Linked DNA regions of Homo sapiens: region 1 is linked to region 2. Evidence: chromatin loops called from intact Hi-C (ENCODE). Cell type or tissue: PC-9. All regions are shown on one strand. Each heading gives the region's core, and the rest is flanking DNA. Links, peaks and the distances in the headings are about the cores only.

Evidence for each region. A loop is a pair of places that touch in the nucleus more often than their neighbours do. Peaks named below come from ENCODE experiments on the same cell type or tissue, not always from the same donor. Only the 100,000 strongest peaks of a DNase experiment are listed, where the experiment ranks them.
Region 1: it touches region 2 in a loop (10-fold over the local background); 33 of 110 quality-filtered maps call a loop at or near these places.

The regions. Positions count from the first base shown.
Region 1 is chr6:143,743,391-143,748,772 of GRCh38, forward strand. All of the region lies in intron 2 of PHACTR2 (phosphatase and actin regulator 2), which reads left to right. Among named protein-coding and RNA genes, the nearest start is that of PHACTR2, 68 kb to the left of the region's middle. RefSeq lists enhancers at 640-1,309, 2,651-3,321, 3,322-3,991, 3,992-4,661. In PC-9, for the core only: no CTCF peak of the experiment used is centred there; DNase peaks (open chromatin) are centred at 1,621 and 2,351; H3K4me3 peaks cover 909 bases; H3K27ac peaks cover 1,656 bases.
Region 2 is chr6:143,670,730-143,676,111 of GRCh38, forward strand. It overlaps a transcript of PHACTR2 not described here. Among named protein-coding and RNA genes, the nearest start is that of PHACTR2, 4.5 kb to the right of the region's middle. In PC-9, for the core only: no CTCF peak of the experiment used is centred there; DNase peaks (open chromatin) are centred at 2,342 and 3,152; H3K4me3 peaks cover 1,467 bases; H3K27ac peaks cover 3,789 bases.

The DNA.
Region 1 (5,382 bases), core at 319-5,318, 73 kb after region 2:
GACTGTAGAATTCTTTAGTAGGGGAGTGGCTGGAGCAGATAAACAAAAAAATCGCCAGACCCCTGAGTGTTTTTAGGTGGGGATGTTGGCTTTGTATCTCTGCTGTACATTCTTGGGATGTTTTGGAAGGTTTTTGCAAATGTCCTGTTGGGTGGCATTGAAGCGGTTGTTTCTTTAAATGACTTAGCTCTGCCTTAGTGAAGATCTTGTTAAAAGCAGACCATTTTCTGACATTCTGTTTTCTGCAACTGCTATTGAAGAGGGGCAAAGCCGAGCCAGGCTCTTGTAGAACACTTTCAACACAAGACAAGTGGTTTTGTGTGTTTCTGTCACAGTTTTACAGTGAGGCCATTCAGTACTCAGAACTGAGAAGATAGCATGGCACGCTTATTTAATAGTCTTCTATTTGCTCTTCTATTTTGTCCAGTCATTAAATGGTGTTAGAATTGAGAATTAGGACTCTCTTTCCTCGCCAAAGAAAAACACAAGTGACTTGTTGACTACAAGATTTACTCTCACAGATATTTCCAGAGTAATATGAAATCCCAGCCAAGTATCCGCAGAAAAAAGCCAGCGGCATATGCTCCAGCCTCTTTTCCTGAGTGCAGCTCCACAGCTACCTCTCCATGCCCAGAAGGACATCATAAATCATTTCTAATTTATGAGGAGCCCAGTCGTGTACTACACCCTGCTAGGTGCTGGTGTTTGTCGTCTACAGACTGTGAGCTCCCTTCTTCAGTGCATACAGAGACTTTTTCAGATCATCCATAGGACAGAAGGTTGAGAATTTTTTTCCCTAGGACTGGCCCAGCCAAGAATTAAGGAGGGAGAAGACAGAAGATTCTTGTCGCTCAGGGTTTTGCCACAAGCCTCACTTGCTTTTTCCCAAATTGAGGACTGGGAAGGGGCAGAAACAATACCATTCTCATGATTAGCTATTTTCTTTTATTCAACAAATACACATATTTTTTCAAAGCCAACAGCCTGCAAGTCAACGTTGGGGACACAGCAGTAAGCAAAACAGAATTTTGGTTCTCAATGAGATTATACTTACACATGTTAGGAGGTGACGATGGGTTTTGCAGGGAAAGAAGAGATAAAGTTGGGAAGGGGAATAGCCATTCTACATCAGGAGTTCAGGGAAGGGACTTCCACTAAGGTGACCTTTGAGCAGAGACTTGTGGGACAGGATGGAGTGAGTCTAGCAGTTGTCTGGGGATATGGCCTCCTGGGAAGGACAGAGGCCACCATGCAGGGCCCCAAGAAATTGAAGCCAAGAGCCAGAAAGAAGTGGTTAGGAGCCAGGCACGTGGGAGGCGGGACAGCCTAAGGGGCTGCGGTGAGTTCAGGGATTGTTGGAAGTAAGATGGGCAGCCATGGGAAGTTTTTGGAAGATTACCAGAGTATAAGCCTGAAGTCAGGAAAATACAGGGCAGTGTTTCCTTCACTTCCCAGAGAGAATTAGAGTGTGCGCTGCTGTTATCAGAATTGAACTGTCAAAACATCAATTAGCCCAATGCAGAGTGAAACAGAAATCATGGCTTTGTTTGATCTTGGTATAAAAAAAGCTCTTATGCTTTTCCAGTTGGGATAAAAGTGAGAGGCCATGAGTCATTTATTTACTCAACTGGCGATAATACTTTTCATGGAGACACCTTAGCTACTGTATTCAGCTACGACATTCAGCGACCTGTGCCCCACTAGCGTCTTCCCTGGCAGTATCTTGGTTGTGCTGTAGCTGTGGTGCATAGATTTCTGTGCATAGATTGGTGTAAGCTTCAAAGTCAAAGAGCAGCTGGTGGGATACTTGGGATCAGATTCGAGCAGGCTGCAATAACAGCAGGCTCTCAGTGATGACCTGGAGCCGACTGCTGCCGTTTTCTGCTCACAAACAACTGACTTTAGTCCGGAGCTACAGAGAGCTTGGGTTAGATTGATGCGCAGAAGTTACAGGGAGTGCGATTTGACTCCTTCTCTGGAATACCTTCCTCAAAATGAGGGTGATCGATACTGAAGTGGGTTGCGCCTTAAAGTGAGCATCTTCCCTCTGAATGATTTTAAGCAGGTGAGCACATCTCAGGAATATTCTGAGACAGCCCCTGCTTTGTGCGGTGTGTTGGACTAGAATGACCTCTCAGATTCATTGCAATGCAAACCCCCTCTGAGCCCATGAAAAAGTGTCCAGTGAATGTGCTCTGCAAACATGCAGGCACTATATAAACAAGAGGCAAATATTTTAAAAGGTGAAGAATGAGATACTTGTACTGCTGTGAGAGCGGTGGTTGGAATGTTGTGCCCCAGCAACATACTTTCCGTGCTCGGTCGCCTGCAGTTTGTTCTCATTGGCCCTGTACAGAGGTATCCGCATTGTGTGTTAAATACGCTCTCAGCGAAAGACCAAACAAATAGCCAACGGCATTTTCCTATCAGAGCCTGTTTATAGGAGGTAGAGCAAAAGAACAAAGCTGTTGGTTTTGATTCTTGGCAGGAAGCCAAGGCTGCTGCTTCAAAGCTCCAGAGTTTACAAGGAAGAAAGAGGGGGAATTTTTAGTTTACAAGGAAGAAAGGGGGAATTTTTAGCTGAGACTAAGTTAGAATTTAAGCAAAACTCAAAACTAAAACTAAAGAATCCTCCGGGATCCATAATGGAAAGGCAGAATAAGAAACCTGGTATGTTTCAGGCTATCGGATGATTTTTTAGTGCAAGAACGAACGTTTTAAAAGGTGCCCGAGCAGAGATTACAGACAGCCTCGATTAATGACACAGGATCACTCAGCATTTGAGCTGGATGAATTGTCCTTAGTGATCCTTGAATTGTGTCCCTTATTTTACAGATAATGGATTAGAGGCCCAGGAACTCAAAATGACTGCCCAGGGTCACTCAACAAGTTGTAGGAATTCAAGGACTAGAATCCAGGACTCCTGGCAGCCATTTTGTGTTTTGGGCAATTTTAAAGAAGCAGCAAACCAGTAAAAGTTTTGTTTCTTATGAGCAAAGGGCCGGTTAGGAAGACAGCCACCGTGATTGAATGCTGAATTGGCAGTGCATTTGGTTTGCGAGAATGTGGCCCGATCCCTAGGCCAGCGGCACTTGCTCTTGCAGTTGCCACCTTCATCCTTAAGTTTAGGGCAGAACAGCCGTGAATCTCTGGGCCTGTTCCCAGGAATGGAGGCCAAGACAACTGTTGGAGGAGGTCTACAGAGTCCCGCCACCCCTCAGAGCCCAGTCAAGCATGAATGGGCTTTTACAATCCGTAGGAGGCTGCAGTGGTCAAGGTCCTTCTAAAGCACCTGCAAAATCCCAGCAGTGTCCCACCTGTCACTGTGGGTGTTCTTTGGCTTCCTGCCGTTGATAAGAGTTCTCTCCTTTTTGACAAGAGGCCGAACAAATTGAAACTGTATTTAAATAACAACACTCTTTTTACATAATAGAACACCCAGTTTAAAAAAAAAAAAAAGACTCTTTGCCCGGTTAACTTTTTTCATTGAAATTACTAACCTTTAAGTGAGCTGTTGTTACTTGCTTCTGGAAGATACAGGAAGAATGGGGTCAGTGAGGAATCTAAAGGAAGGGAGGGAAGCCTTCTGTGTATGTCTCCTTTTTAACCCAAAGCTGTTCGTTGTCATTCTTTTGACCATTTATTCATTCATTCACTCATTTTCCTGTTTGTTTCTATTCTGATTCTATCCAAAAAAAGTTTGACAAAATGTGCAGTAAAGAGCTTATATATTGTACATAAAATATAAGTCAAGTCAGGTTTTAGAGAAGGAGGAAACAGAGATTCCATCCACGAATTGTCATATGAAATCTGTGTCAAATATCCAGTTTTACTCTGATCTTTCTAGCAACCAGGATTTAAAAAGGAATACACAATTTCTATTATCAGAAAGGAAAAAAAAATCCAGGTTCTTCAAGAGACTAAGCGTTGCTATTCTGTGGCACATGCAATTAGCAAACACTTAAGGAAGACTTTCATGCACTTACTACAAAGCTGGCTGCCCAGGGCGCATCCTCCCACCCTGTCTCCTATCAGTGTCCTTGCTTGAGGCCCTGGAGCCCCTGAGCAAACATGTTCTTAGTGTTATCACAAATGTCTTCTTAGTGTTATCACCTGCTCCCTTTGGATGTGTCAGAACCTGGTTTGGGGTAATGGCTTTAGTTTAGTTGAAACGATGTTGTCTAGAGCAGTTCCAGGATTTGCAGATAATGAGCCCAGGAGTAGGAATCGGGGAACGTCAGAAATCTCGTGCTACTGCAGCTGCATGTTGTCTACCAGTGTAGCTTTCCTGCTCTTCAAAGTGCCCTAGACTCCTTATCTGGCCCTTCGCTGCTGTATCAAAGTGCATTTTTGAACAGAAGGTCTGGAGGAAATAGAGTTCTGCAGAACACGCTTTGGGAAATGTTGACTCAGGATTAATAGATGACATGACCACATGTTAATTTTACGCACCTTCTTGGCCCCTGAAAGTGAGGAATGGACTTTGCAGTTGCATGGACATATAGAGCACAGGATTTAATACTATACACACTCAAGGGGAACACAATTGAGATCCTGCTCCGGAGCTCCCAAGCCCCATTCCAAAGTTCTACCAGGCATTTACATTTGTTCCAGAAGAAGGAAGAATCAATGTTAAGATCCCCATGGCTTTACATGTCTGTGAAAACTGATTATTATTATTTTTTTTTTTCTGAGATGGAGTTTCGCTCTTGTCGCCCAGGCTGGAGTGCAATGGCACGATCTTGGCTCACTGCAACTTCAGCCTCCTGGGTTCAGGCGATTTTCCTGCCTCAGCCTCCCAAATAGCTGGGGTTACAGGTGCCCACCACCATGACCAGCTAATTTTTGTATTTTTCGGAGATGGGGTTTTGCCATGTTGGCCAGGCTGGTCTCAAACTCCTGACCTCAGGTGATCCACCCACCTCGGCCCCCGCCAAAGTGCTAGGATTACAGGCATGAGCCACCGTTCCTGGCTGAAAGCTGATTATTCTTAACTGCCTTCTCCATCCTCCTAAGACCTGGGGATTGTCAGCTAATATATAAGAACTCTCTAGAATTAGTGAGAACGCAGGGGAAAGAGTTATAGAAATATGATGTGTTGGGCTTTTGTAATAGATGGAGTGAGAGAGAAAACACTAGAAAATAGTTCATTTTCCTGGAATGCAAATGGGTTACCCAGAATATTTACTGATGTTTATGTGTTTTTTTCTTTAATGTAAGCATACATATCTTCTTCATACACTGCATATCCATAGAATTATATGTTTTAGAATGCAACATTTCTAGCTTCAGCGTGAGAAGCAGGCTTTATGCTCTCTAGTTGCTATGTAATAATATGCCTGGACGCCAGGCCAAAGGTGGCCATTTGAAAGACCAGGGATG
Region 2 (5,382 bases), core at 127-5,126:
GTTAGCAATTCCTCTAACCTTTTTTCCAGGTTCTTAGCTTCCTTGCATTGGGTTAGAACATGCTCCTTTAGCTCAGAGGAGTTTATTACCCACCTTTTGAAGCCTACTTCTATCAATTCATCAAACTCATTCTCCATCCATTTTTGTTCCCTTGCTGGCGAGGAGTTCTGATTCTTTGGAGGAGAAGAAGGCCAAGGCCTTTTTTTTTTTTTGAAATGGAGTCTCGCTCTGCAGCCCAGGCTGGAGTACAGTGGCACGATCTCGACTCACTGCAACCTCCACCTCCCAGTTCCAGGTTCAAGCAATTCTCCTGCCTCAGCCTCCCGAGTAGCTGGGATTACAGGAATGCGCCACCATGCCCAGCTAATTTTTGTATTTTTAGTAGAGATGGGGTTCCACCACGTTGGTCAGGCTGGTCTTGAACTCCTGACATCATGATCCGCCTGCCTCAGCAGCCTCCCAAAGTGCTGAGATTACAGGTCTGAACCACTGCACCTGGCCCAAAGTCTTTATAGTTAACTGCAAGGTCCTATGTGGTTATAATCTCCTTCTCCTCATCTTTACCTCTCTTATTCTATGTACTCCAACCACACCATTTCCCCTGGATTCCTCAAACATATGCCATGCTCCTGTCTTTATATTAACTGGTCTTTCTTCTTGGAACACCTCTCCCCCAGATAGCCATATGGTTAACTCCATTACCTCCTTTGTGTTTTTGCTTAAACATTATCTTCTCAGTGAGGACAACTGTGAACACCACATGCCAGTCCAATCTCTCTTACTCTTCTGAATTTCATAGCACTTTTCATCTTCTAAATTGTTATAAAGTTTACTGATTTATTATGTTTACTGCTTATTTTCTGTCATTCCATTAGAAGGGAAGCTCTATGAGTGCAGGTGTTTTTGTATTTTGTATAATTCTGTCTCCTAAGTACCTAGAACAAAGACTGGTAAAAAGGAGATGCATAATAAATATTTGTTGAGTGGTGAACCAATCAATGAGTTATTATTAATATAGAACTAGCATATATGTAACACAATATAGACCCAAAGTCTTTTCATGGAGCAGGAATACAGTGAAATACAGTTACATCCCAAATGCCCATTAACTGGTAAACAGATAAACAAACTTTTGTATAGCCATACAATGGAAGGCAACCTAGAACAAAAAGGAACAAAATACAGATACACAGAGCAACATGGATGAATATCAAAAACATATGAAACAAGCCAGATTAAAAAAAACTGTACATAATATTATTCCATTTGTAAGAAATTTTAGATAAATCAAAAGTATGGACATGGAAAGCAGGTTGGCAGTTCCCTAATGCCAAGGGTGGTACAGGGATGTGAAACAGGAATTAACTGCAAAAGGACATGATGGAATACCTTAGGGATCTCAAAGTTTTCTGACACTTGAGTGTGCTGTTGGTTGGACTACATGTTTATTAAAACTTATTGAACTGTTTGCTTTAAATGGGTACATTTTAGGGTCCATAACTTATTCTTCAAAAAGCTGCAAGCAAGCCTGGGCAATATAGTGAGACCCTATCTCTACAAAAAAAAAAAAAATTACAAATAATTAGCTGGGCATGGTGGCAGGCACCCATAGTCCCAGCTACTCTGGAGGCTGAGGTGGGAGGATTGCTTGAGCCCAGGAGTTCAAGGCTACAGTAAGCAATGATTATACCACTGCACTCCAGCCTGGGCCACAGAGCAAGACGCTGTCTCAAAAACAAAAAACAAACAAAAAAAGCTGCAAGCAATAAACAAACAAATACAGTTAATTCTGACCACCTACTATTAGAATTTAATCTTTCTTTAATTCAGGAAGCACTTCACAATCTTAGGGCACCTTCAGAATGAATGAGCACCTCTGTGTGGCAAAAATGTGGATTTAGTAATTTGCTAAAGTTCAGAGCCTTCTCTGTACTAACCTACTGGGCATCCCTAGCACTTGGAGGAACAAACTTCTTCTTTTTTATTTTTATTTTTATTTATTTATTTCTTTTTGAGACAGAGTCTCACTCTGTTGCCCAGGCTGGAATGCAATGGCTCAACCTCAGCTCATTGCAACCTCCGCCTCCCAGGTTCAAGTGATTCTCCGGCCTCAGCCTCCCAAGTAGCTGAGATTACAGGAGTGCACCACCACGCCTGGCTAATTTTTGTATTTTTAGTAGAGACAGGGTTTCACCATGTTGGCCAGGCTGGTCTCAAGCTCCTGACCTCAGGTGATCCGCCCACCTCGGCCTCCCAAAGTGCTGGGATTACAGGCATGAGTCACCACTCCCAGCTGGAGGAACAAACTTCTCTTCCTCCACTGTTAGGATCATGTATTTGTAGGCTGCAACACCCACCCTCCACCGTACCCATACTATGACCTCCGCCACAGGAGAGTCCATACCTCACTTATCCTTATGCCCATGTGCTAGAGGTACCACGCCCATGGGAAGTCCTCAGTCAATTCTAGGTGAATGAGTAGATGATTATTTCAGAGGGGCATACAAAAGAAAATTTACAGTCACAGACAGACTCGATATTCTCTTGCTATGGAGTCAACATTCTATATTATTACCAAAATTTTACATGTATTCCCAGATTTTTTTTTTTGTCCATACTTGGAAGTTACCATTAAGGAGATAACATAAATGCTTATTTTTAATTTATCATCTATGTATTCAGTACCCTCTATTTGCCAGGCAAATTTTGTTAGTTTCTAGGGATGGATGTGATGGTTAACAAAACAAAGATTTGGGCCTTACTGGAAGCAATTATTTTGTGTAAATTGGGCAGTCATATAAAAGATGTCTTTAAGGACTGTTCTCTTTAGATTTTGGTCAATAAATTAAAGATTATTCATTTTATAGCAGTTTTTAGAGTTTTAATACTATGGATGAGTACTTTGTTTTGCTTATGAAATGAAGTAGAGCAAAATTACAGACGCTTTTCCTCCCAGGGTAGGGAGAATGTCTTTGGAAAAGGAAATTCCAGCACCACCCCTTGAGGTCTTTATTTTCCAGCATAAATCTTCCAACTGTGGGGCTCACTCACTAAGCAAGCACACGTGAGCCACACCCCGCCTCTGCAGAGACTCACGCAGGGTGAGGCAGAGGCAAGGTATTTTGTTAATCCTTTTAGCTTGAGCAAGCAGAAGAAGGAAAACTCAGGAAATAAATCACATGAAAATATGAGAACAATAGGAAAGAAAAGCCTGTCTTTCAGGTTTGTTTCCTGTTCTAATACTTGTGGAATGTGGTCTTCTACTGATGCTTAATATAACTAGAATATGCAAAGTTGTAATTCTTTCCTTAACAAAAGTTTTCCTTTATCTGTTAGCATTATCCTGTTCAAACCAGCATCTCTCAGAATTGTTAAAATCTAAGATATAGTAGCCATTTAGTTGCAACTTTACCATAGAGTAACATTTTACAAAGTAAACATTAGTTACATATACAGAGTTTTCACTGAGTTTATATTATCTAGTAAAGCTCCCATTTGCTTTTTATATTTTTCTAAGTAAGCTGACTCTTACAAAATGTAGCCAAGTTTTGAAGACATACAAAGTTTTTAAAAACCAGAAGATCTTCTAGTAAAAACTACCCAAATAGTTAAAACAACTTTTGCATATCGTTTTTAGTATACTATTAGGAAAACTGCTAAGTTTTCATTCATTTCCTTCCCATTAAGAAATAATTTTTCTATTGCTACAATTCCCATTAGCCAAGGAAATGTCACTAATTCACAGGGTGTCTATGGTCAAATCTAGAAATAAGGGTGTAAATTAATGTAATCTTCATCTGCTTGTATATGGCCACTATCAACCACTGTTGCCTCCCAGGTCACTGCTGTTCTGATCAACCATCTCATCTCTTGGGACTCTGCCTAACCCTTCCCTCCCATCATAATTCCTCCACCCCTAACATCTGGTGTCTCAAAATGAATCCTCACACAGCTGGCAGCATCTGGACAAGGCAGAGACCTCCAGGATTAGTATTCATGGCATTTGTGTTCTGAGGAAGGTTCCTTCTTCTTCCTGCTCCAGGCTAGATTTGGCTGCCTAGAAAAATCTGGCAGTAACCTAAGTTATAGGATTTGGTAGTGGTGACTGTAGTAATTGTAAACCATCTTCTCTAAAGGCACCAAGTTGTATGTCTGCCATTTGGACTTTGACCTAGAAAAGAACTTTCTCACAAATGGTCCAGATTGCCAATGTTTAGGCTTTTGTCCGCTTTAACTTTAACCTAATAGATATAGTGGCTTCCATCCAGGAGGAGTGCAAGTGTCACTTTGGGTACCCCAGGTGGGTGAGTCTAAGACTTCCCACATCAGACAAGCCAGTGAAGTCTGTGTTACAGGGTAGAATGCTTGAAAACCTGATAAGTACAACTTTGTGTCATAAAGGCACACTGGCTTTCAGAAGGGGAAATTCTATCTCACTAATTCACTTTCTTTAGTTTCTTTCTGGAAATAAATGAATAAATCACAGTAGTTCTTTCAGAGCTTGAAAAATATTTAGAGTGTTCCATGGAAAAAATCAGTAGATGCCATTAGTCTATATTTTTAGGAAGGCTAAATAGAAGCTATTCCTCAAACTCAGCCATGGTATGATATGATGCGGCATTATTATAACAGAGAAAAGTAGCGGTGTGCTGAAGGCAGTTCACACAGGCTGGTGGGCCAAATTGTTACATTTCAAGGAATTTTGCAAGCTGTTTGATATCAGTTTTGCTAGCTGGTTGAAGGCCTGTAGAATAGGTTATTGTAGGAGTATTTACATCACAGTAAACAAAGCAGTCTGAGGCCCCCTCCTGCCTCCTCACCCCCAGCCCAAACCAGTTAAGCATTTACCAAGATATCACTGGATAAGAGATTGGTTTAGAAATAGAGAACAAAGGGTGGGACCAATGGGATAAATGCTGAAGAATTATAAATAGATAGCTTCCTCAGAGTTAGGTATTGGGTCTAATCCTGTTTAGCATTTTAATAAATTCCCTAGAGAGAGGTAGTATACAGAGAAATGTCCATGCCTTTCAGATGACATTAAATGTTTCCAGAGTTAAACTATAAACCCATGGGATTAACACCCAGAACTCTTAGTAAAACTGTGTGAGTTCTAATAAGGCAAGAGTAAGGCAATTTGGGGGAAAATTATCTTAAAATTCTCTTGTTAGGTGATAATATCTAACCTTTGCGTTACAACCTAGAAATGAAATTTAGAGATTTCTGTAGACGTTTTCTATGTTCATTAGTATAACTTGTTAGCTGTGATAAAAAGGCCACTTAAATGCCAAGTTCCATCAGAAGCTCTAGAAACCAAGAACAAGAACTGTCCCACTCTTAGAAAGAAAACTTAGTGCACACTTCCTGCAGTTTTGGTTGACA